2 separate regions of the Homo sapiens genome follow, and region 2 is linked to region 1. The links are chromatin loops, found by intact Hi-C in ENCODE. Cell type or tissue: HepG2. All regions are shown on one strand. Each heading gives the region's core, and the rest is flanking DNA. Links, peaks and the distances in the headings are about the cores only. Region 1 has its middle 6.2 kb from the start of BRD7. Region 2 holds the start of LOC124903772 (a long non-coding RNA gene).

Region 1 (4,385 bases), core at 42-4,041:
CTCTGTCCTGGGGTGGGAGGTGGCATCCCCTGAGCCCAGGCTCCCAGCAGCTCCAGCTAGTGCCTCATTTGGCACCAGGAGCAGGTCTGGGCCTTCCTGGTGCCAGCCTGATGCCAGCCTGTGAGTGCTGCTGGGAGAGGCCTCAAGAGGCTGAGGCTGGTTCAGCAGGCAGCTCTGTGGGGAATCAGTGGCCTGGGGTGATTCGCTATGACAGGTTGTTGACAGTGCAGCTTCCAGGGTTGCTCACGGTCACTGGCGGAGCAGCCCCAGCTGCTGCCTCTGAGTGAGGAAAAGAGAGAGGCGGTGGATGGCCGCCATCCACGCAGGCATGCCACATGGCCTCTGCCCACACGGTCTCAGAGCTGCTTACTGGAGGGCAGCGAGCCCAAGCCATGACACTCACGGCTGCCAACCCCAAAAGTCATTTAGCCTCAGAGCCCTTGATCAAATAAGACAGAGGCAACATCAGGACCTTCCTTCCTTCTTTCAGTTCATATTTTCTGTGTGCCTACTATGTGCTGGGGGGTGCTAGGAACACGGTGGGAGTAAAATAGACACAGCCCTGCCCTTATGGAGAGCACAGTGAGATGCATGTTAGACAGAGAACACAGACAAATATTTAATCATGGCCATGCTAACGGTTAGAAAGGAAAACAGCAAGCTGCTGTCCAGATAGTGCTCTGACCCAGGCTGAGGGCTCATCCAGGCCTAACCTGGAGGATAAGTCTTGGTTAGGTGCCCTACAAGTGGAACCTGAGGCGTGGATCTGTTGGGGTGGCAATTGGGGAGAAGCTGGGAGAGAAGCAGGACGGGGTGGGTAGAAGCAGAGAAAGAGGTGGTCCCAGCCTCAGCCCCGTGCCACAGTGGTGGCGGGGCGAGGGGGGATTGGGAACATCAACTGTCCAGGGAACAGTCCCACCCTGTGGGAGGTGGCTGGCCTTTTGTAGCCCATGGTGGGCAGCGAGGTCTGCCTGATTGTCGCCTATTACAGAGGTGACTCTAGTTTGTCCCAGGGCAATTCTCTGAGGGAGGTGTGCGGCTGCCTTCCGTGAGTGGCCAACACTCCCAGCTGCTGGTGATGCCCCTCCAGCAGGATGTGCCTTCAGGAGAGGTGAGCCAAGGGGGCATCAGCTGCATCTACTAAACAGGCAGAGAGGTCAGCATGTGCAAAGGCGAGGGAAAGTTGGGTGCAGTCAGGGAGGAGAGGAGAGCAGGTTTGGAGCAAGAGAGATGATGGGGACTGTGTCTGGAAGAAAGGCTGGGCTGGGCAGAGCTTTTCAAGGCATGGCAGAGATGCTTGATTTTATTTGGGATGCCCATGAAGGCAGTGGACGTGGGTGCATGGCCATATTGGCAATTTAACAAGAGCGCTTTGGCTTCTGAATGAAGGAAGAATTGGAGTGGGTTAGGAGACCGGGCAGAGAGACCAGCTTAGAAGTGATGTGGTCTTCAAAGGGGAGATGGGGGTGGCTTGGTCTAGCGTGGATGATGTGGGGATGGTGCAATGGGATAATTCAAGAGTTATGTAGGAGGAAGAACTTAGGAGGGGTTAGGGATGCCTATGCAGAACCCAAGAGGAGAATCCAAGTAGGAAGGTGAATGCATGTGTCTGGGGCTTGGAAGGGAGGTGAGACCTGAAAATAGATTTTTGGCATAGAGATGTCTTTGGAACCTCAGGAGTGAATGAGACCACCCAGGAGGAGAGAGTAGAGTGATCAGAGAAGATGGAGCCTTGAAGAGCTTCAATATTATCTAACAGGTGAATAAAGGATGAGGAAGCAGCAGAGGAGACTGAGGAGGGGGAGGGAGGCAGGAGGAGAAGCAGGAGAGTAGGACACCCAGCAGGGGAGGACAGAGCACTGGAGCCAGGTGAGGGCAGTGGCGGGCTGAGAGTGTGTAGAGGAAGGAAAGCTCGGCCAGGCTGCAGGGAGCCTCTAAGCACTGGAAGGGCTGGGGGAGGGTGGATCAGACAAGTAGACTTGTGCATGCAAGGCCACTGAGGTGATGCTGGAGAGTGGGAGGTGTGATGAGACAGAGATACAGAAGGGAACACTGAGGCCTTGAATGACAGGCTGTGGGGTGTGGACTTCCCCCTGTAAAGTGGGATAAACCAGATGAAATGGTCACCTTGGAGAAAGCTGGGCATTTTCCAGGAGCCCCAGGCTGGGGACAGACCATGAGCAGCTCAGAAATGATCCTGCAGGCCCGGGCTCCCGGTCCATCATGATTCCTTGGAGTACTGCCCTGCGGACGGGGCCCAGGATTAAATTCCCTTCACAGAAAGTCACTATGTGTTTGATAAACTCTTATCAGACTGTGGCTGTGGGCTTGTGCCATGTCACCCAGATCTCTAATTTCATAGTCCTGGCTCTGCCAAAGACTGGCTGTGAAACCTGGACATGTCTCTCCCCTATCTCCATCTAAACAGGGCTGCAGAAAGAGGAGGAGTCAGTCAGATGCGCTGACTCATGCCTGTAATCCCAGCACTTTTGGAGGCTGAGGTGGGAGGATTGCTCAAGACTGGCTTGGGTGACGTAGCGAGACCCCATTTCTATAAAAAATTAAAAATTAGCCAGGTGTAGTGGTGCATGCCTGTGGTCCCAGCTACTCAGGAGGCTGAGGCAGGAGGATCACTTGAGACCAAGAGGTGAAGGCTGCAGTGAACTATGATTGTGCCACTGCATTCCAGCCTGGGCAACACAGTGAGATCCTGTCTCAAAAACAAAAAAAAAGGTAAAAAGATAAAGAAAGAGGACTCGACTGGCTGCTTTCAAGCTGTTGGTTCTAGGGAAGCACTTCTGACGCTCTGTCAGTGTCTGATAAAGACTTTGTTTTTAAAAATATGTGTGTATTTTAGGTTTTTCTTGATTCAGTTATTTAGTTTTAAACCTATTTATTGCCTAAGTAATTAATGTTTGTTATAGACCAATTGAAAATACAAATAGGTGTAAGGAAGATATTTCAAATTGCTCATAATCTCACCACTTTCTGTAATAGTTTGGTATATGTCATTCCAGATATTCTCCAGTGGTGTTTTTTTTTTTTTTATTAGAGTTTGGTGGTGATTCTTTTCTCCCTGCCTCAGGGGATAGATTCATGATACCCCTTTATTGAGCCTGGCTACTCAAAGATTGGTCCAGGGACGGCTGCATTGGCAGGACCTGGGAGCTTGGTAGAGATGCAGAGTCTCAGGTCCCACCTCAGGATTGTAGAATCGGAATTCACATTTTAAACAAGATTCCTGGGTGATTCATATATGTGTATTAAAGTTTGAGAAGCACTATTCTGGAACATTAGCTTATACTTAGACTTAATTTTCTTGGACAAGAGAAAGGGAACATTTCTGAAGTTGGAACAACTAGACATCAAAAGGAGACCCTTTGACAAAACCAGATAAACTAAAAGGTTCTTTTTTTTTTTTTTTTTTTTTTTAACTCATAAGCCCACAGAAAGATGGAAAATATCTGAGGGACTTTTCATTTACTTTATTTATTCATTTATTTTAGAGATGGGGTCTTGCTGTGTTGCCCAGGCTGGAGTGCAGTGGCTATTCACAGGGGCGATCGTAGTGCAGAACAACCTTGAACTCTTGGGTGCAAGCAATCCTCCTGCCTCAACCTTCCAAGTAGCTGGGACTACAGGCGTGTGCCACTGCACCTGGCGTTTACCCCAATTATTTAAAAAGTTTCTTTTTCTTTCTTTTTTTCTTTTTTTGAGACTGAGTCTCACTCTGTTGCCTAGGCTGGAGTGCAGTGGTGCAATCTCGGCTCACTGCAAGCTCCGCCTCCTGGGTTCATGACATTCTCCTGCCTCAGCCTCCCGAGTAGCTGGGACTATAGGTGCCCGCCACCAAGCCCAGCTAATTTTTCGTATCTTTAGTAGAGACGGGGTTTCAACGTGTTAGCCAGGATGGTCTCGATCTTCTGACCTCCTGACCTCCTGATCTGCCAGCCTCGGCCTCCCAAAAAAGTATTTTTAACTATTAAAAAAGAACAGTGATAGAATGCTAGAACTTATTCCTTCTATCTAGTAATTTTGTATTCATTAACCAACTTTTTTTTGTGTTTGTTTGTTTTTTGTTTTTGTTTTTCCTGTGAAGCTTTTATTTTGGGCAGAGGGCAGGGAGCTCAGTCCTTCCTGGCAGCTGCTTTCTTCATGGCCGCCAGGACGTGGCTCAGCTCCTCTCTCTTCGTCTTGGCATAGATGTGTGTTAAGCAACCTCTTTCTATCTGCCTTCCCTATTCTTCCCAGCCTCCAGTTACTACCCTACTTCCTGCTCTAGCCTACCCTCTACTTCCATGAGATCAACTCCTTTAGCTTCCACATATGAGTGAGGGCAAAGGATTTAGCCTTTAATCCTGCAGTATTTCTCTTTCTGTGCCTGG
Region 2 (4,385 bases), core at 96-4,095, 150 kb after region 1:
TGGTATTGGGGTCTATAGTGAAATCAGGTCTGTGCTGTGCTGCCCAGATTTAGGGGAGGGGTGAAGCTGTCCTTTCTACCTTTCTCAAAGTGTTTTTTCTTATTTTTGTGCTCCATCCAGGTACTGTAATGTTTCACCTGGATTCCTTAGCTTTTGTGAAGATATTTTTGTGCATGGATGGTTGTTCAAATGGATGTTTCTGGAAGGGAATATGTGCTGAAATCCTAGTCTCCCTTCATGCTGACATCACTCTCCAACCTTAGTTTGATTTAGAAAAATACAATAATGACTTTAAAAAAACACACACACCTAAGATGATGGAGTAAAATTCATGCCTGCTATACATGATTTAATTTTAATCATTTCTATCTTCACAACTGCAGTTTAGCCAACAACAAAATAATTCTATCTTTCTTGAGCATGGAGAAACTGATGATGGAAAGAAGTCAGTGAAGGATAAAATTGGTTTGTGGATTATCTGCAAAGTGGAATAATCAAGAGTTGGTTAAAATTACTGCTAGCTCTCCCCATCATCAAAATTTATAAACAACAACAACAACATTAACAATAGTGTTAAAAGCATTAGCCAGGTGCTGAGGATCTACTGTGTTAGATACTGAGTGCAAGGATCTCCAATTATGTTATTTAGTTGAATTGCCTGAAAGCCCGGTAAGGTAGGAATTTATTATTCCCACTTTATAAATAGGAGAAACTGAGGTTGAATAACTTTTTTGAAAGCACAGAGCCAGATCTTACTCTGCTTACATGGGGGATTATACAGCTGCAACAGCATAATCTCTCAAGTCAACCTGCACAGAAAAGAATGCATCATAGGCAAGGTACAGGGTGATATCAAATGGCCAGTGATAGAGGAGAAATGGACTTTGGGAGGGTCTGGATATAGAGAGCCAACTTTGGCCTTGGAGTCTGTTTCTCTCTGCACGTCAGCTGCATCTTTCTTTCCTTTCAGACATACCTCACTTGCCTGTGGTCCAGTTTGGATAGTCCCAGCACAGCTTTACAGGAATAGGCCCCAAACCGAACTTCCAAGGAGGAAGGATCTGATCGGCTCAGCTTGGGTAAAGTGTCTGCCCTTGGTCCAGGTGGCTGTTTCCAGGGAGGGTGGAGTAGGGAACTATAAATAAGGCTGTGGGGGAGGGGGACAGAGGTCAAGCCCCGAGTAGAAGGTGTGTTCTCTGAGCAGACACCTCCCTATTGTGTAGGGCAACCTGAGGCTCTGAGAAATAATTTGTCTAATATCACCCAGCTCACGATGGACCCAGAATGGAACCACTTCCTGAGGTTTTTGAGTCAGGCAGACCTGGGTCTCAACCTTGGCCATACTGTGTAACCTTGGGCAAGTCCTTGAGCCCCCAAAACCTTAGTTTTCTCTATTCTAAAATCTAGAAAATATAAACTGCCGCATAGGATTGTTGTGTAGTGTAGATAATGTCCACTCAGCTCCCCACACGTAATAGACTCTAGTGTTAGCATCAGGCATCTCTAGGTTATGGGATGGCAGCTCGTTGGGCTTTTCTTTCCCACAATAGCTATATTGACCATAATTTCAAAATAAGAGAGAACGAATAAGTGTTCATTCCTTTTGTCTTGTACTTCTTGCATCTTGAGTCTATTATTAACCTCTGTGTGACCACCCAGCAGCTATTTGAATGCCACAGGGCCTCAATTTTCCCATCTGTAAAATGGCACAGTCATTCCCCACTCCCAATCATCTCCAGTGGCAGAGGTGAAGTTCTGGTGGGCCCAGGGATATGAAAGAAGACACCTCAAGGGAAACAATAATTTATTGCAACAGTTAAGAAAGAAAAAAAAGCCTGCATAGGGCTGAAAACTGGTTGGCTCTTTCTCTAATAGAGGTCCAGTATTGCCAGACATTCCGATTTTTTTTTTTTTCTGGAGACAGAATCTCGCTCTGTTGCCCATGCTGGAGTGCAGTGGCATAATCTTGGCTCACTGCAACCTCCACCACCTAGGTTCAGGCAATTCTCCTGCCTCAGCCTCCTGAGTAGCTGAGATTACAAGCATGCAGCACTATCCCCAGCTAACTTTTGTATTTGTTTTAGTAGAGATGGGATTTCACCATGTTGGCCAGGCTGGTCTCAAACTCTTGACTTTAAGTGTCACCCGCCCCAGCCTCCCAAAGTGCTGGGATTACAGGTGTGAGCCATCATGCCTGGCTACATTCTGATTTTTGAAAAGAAATTAGAAAGTATTTTATTTCTTTAAGAAATATTCAAATATCTGATATTTTTTCTCAATCTTTTAAAGTGTTTGAATATTCAAATTGATATTTAAATTAAAAATCATCATGGGGGCAAATAAGGCATTCCCTGGGGCCACCTTTTGAGACAACTCTTCAAAGGGAGGCAGGGAAATTTGGGGTCTTGCTTTGAAAGCTGTTCCCCACTCAAGCTCTGGTCCAAGCCTCTGACCAGGCTACAGAATTCCTGACCTCCACCGTCCCCACCGGAAGCCTCCTCCCTGCCTGGTGCCAGGGATGACTTCAGCTGGAAGACAAAGGGGCCTTCATGTTCAAAGGCCGGCAAGACGGTTCATCCTCTATCCTCCACAAACAAACAGGGTGGCTTTGATCTGGGTGGGGGTGGAGGCAGCAGCTCCAATTAGGAGATCAGCCCGTGTCTGGGCTAAAGAATGTTTGTAATAAAATAAAAGATCTAAGTGGCTGTAATGAAGGGTAATAGAAAAATGGTGTCACTCGGGATTCTCTCTGTGTTGCTCCATTTGAAGTGGATTAACTGACTGGTACAGGAGAGGGGACTAGGGGCCAGTCCCCAGAGCCTCTCCAAGCCTTCATCCTGACCTCTGCTCTGGGGTTGAGTGGGCACTACTGGGTGCACTCAGGAAGGAAGCTAGGAGAGACAGCATGACCCTATTTTCTTTTCTTTCTTCTCTTTCTTTCTTTCTTTCTCTCTCTCTTTCTCTTTCTTTCTTTCTTTCTCTCTTTCTCTCTCTCTTCTTTCTTTCTCTCTCTTTCTCTGTCTCTCTCTTTCTTCTTTCTTTTTCTCTCTTGCTGTCTCTCTTTCTTTCTCTCTCTTTCTTTTCTTTCTCTCTTTCTCTCTCTCTTTCTTTCTCTTTCTCTGTCTCTTTCTTCTTTCTTTTTCTCTCTTGCTCTCTTTCTTTCTCTCTCTTTCTTTCTTCTTTCTCTCTCTCTCGCTGTCTCTCTTTCTCTTTCTTTCTTTCTTTCTCTCTCTTTCTCTTCTTTCTTTCTTTCCCTTCCTTCCTTCCTTCTTTCCTTCCTTCCTTCCTTCTTTCCTTTCTTTTTTTCTGAGACAAGGTCTCTTTGTGTCACCCAGACTTGCGTGTAGTAGTGCAATCATGGCTCACTGTCACCTCAACCTCCTGGGCTCAAGCGATCCTCTCACGTCAGCCTCTCAAGTAGATGGGACCAGGCATGCGCCATCATGCCCAACTGATTTTTAATTTTTTTGTAGAGATGGGGTCCTGCTATTTCGCCTAGGCTGGTCTTGCATTCCTGGGCTCAAGCGATCCACCCACCTTGCCTCTGGAGGTGTTGGGATTACAGGCACGGTGGCTCGTGCCTGGCCAGACCTTCTTTTCTGAAGCATGAAACTCCTCACCTTTGCAGACACAGCCACTTCCACCCTCCTTCACTTGACACATTTAAATCAAGGTGGTCCCCAGTGACTCTCCTTTGGGGAAAGATGTTCCTGCTGTTCCTGGCTTTTGTTATCCTGCTGTGAGGTTGCTTCACTCTTGGAGCCTACTGCATGGAGTTCAGTCTTGCATTACAGCAGGGCTTGGGCTATTTCCTGCTACAAACTCTTTCTTTGAGGGCAGGAACCCTTGTGGATTGAGGATGGCACAGTTCTTCCTCAGCTTTTACATCCACTGGACTCAGTGTGGAGGAAGCTTGCAGGAAAGACTTTGAGTTAGAGTCAACGGTTTGATATGCAAACTTACAAAAAAGGAGGCACAGAGGTGGTATCTCCAACATGCCAACTGCTTTGTGTTCATTATCAGGACTGACACATATGGTTGCTCAGATTGTGCACTGCACAATCACCAGGTATGCCTTCTACAGCTTAGGGAATGATTCCTTTCATCATTCCATTTATCTTCATGATAATGCTGCGAGGCAGTCATTTGGCTCTCAAATGAGGAAACTGAGGCTCCAAGGGGCTGAATGATATCCCCCAAAAAAGATGACTGAACTAGGAATATGGAGCCTTCTGGACCCCCTGAAGCTCTCGTGTCACCACATCGGGCTGCAATGCTGAGTATGTATTTAGTGCTGAAATGCACAGTGCATGTGTACACTAACCCCTTATACATCCTGATGAGGTGGTGAAAGTCATTATTATCTCTGTGTTACAGATGAGGAA

What was found. Hi-C counts contacts between places; a loop is a spot of excess contacts. Peaks named below come from ENCODE experiments on the same cell type or tissue, not always from the same donor. Only the 100,000 strongest peaks of a DNase experiment are listed, where the experiment ranks them.
Region 2: a loop joins it to region 1, with 4 times the contacts of the local background. A loop is called at or near these places in 6 of 110 quality-filtered maps.

Annotation. Positions count from the first base shown.
Region 1 is chr16:50,372,993-50,377,377 of GRCh38, forward strand. No RefSeq gene overlaps it. Among named protein-coding and RNA genes, the nearest start is that of BRD7, 6.2 kb to the left of the region's middle. RefSeq lists a silencer at 1,746-2,040. In HepG2, for the core only: a CTCF peak has its summit at 1,865 (motif pointing right); DNase peaks (open chromatin) are centred at 219 and 1,879.
Region 2 is chr16:50,518,100-50,522,484 of GRCh38, forward strand. It overlaps LOC124903772 (a long non-coding RNA gene), which reads left to right and starts at 971. Exons shown (of 2, transcript XR_007065196.1): 1 at 971-1,079; 2 at 4,378-4,385. In HepG2, for the core only: no CTCF peak of the experiment used is centred there; a DNase peak (open chromatin) is centred at 2,562.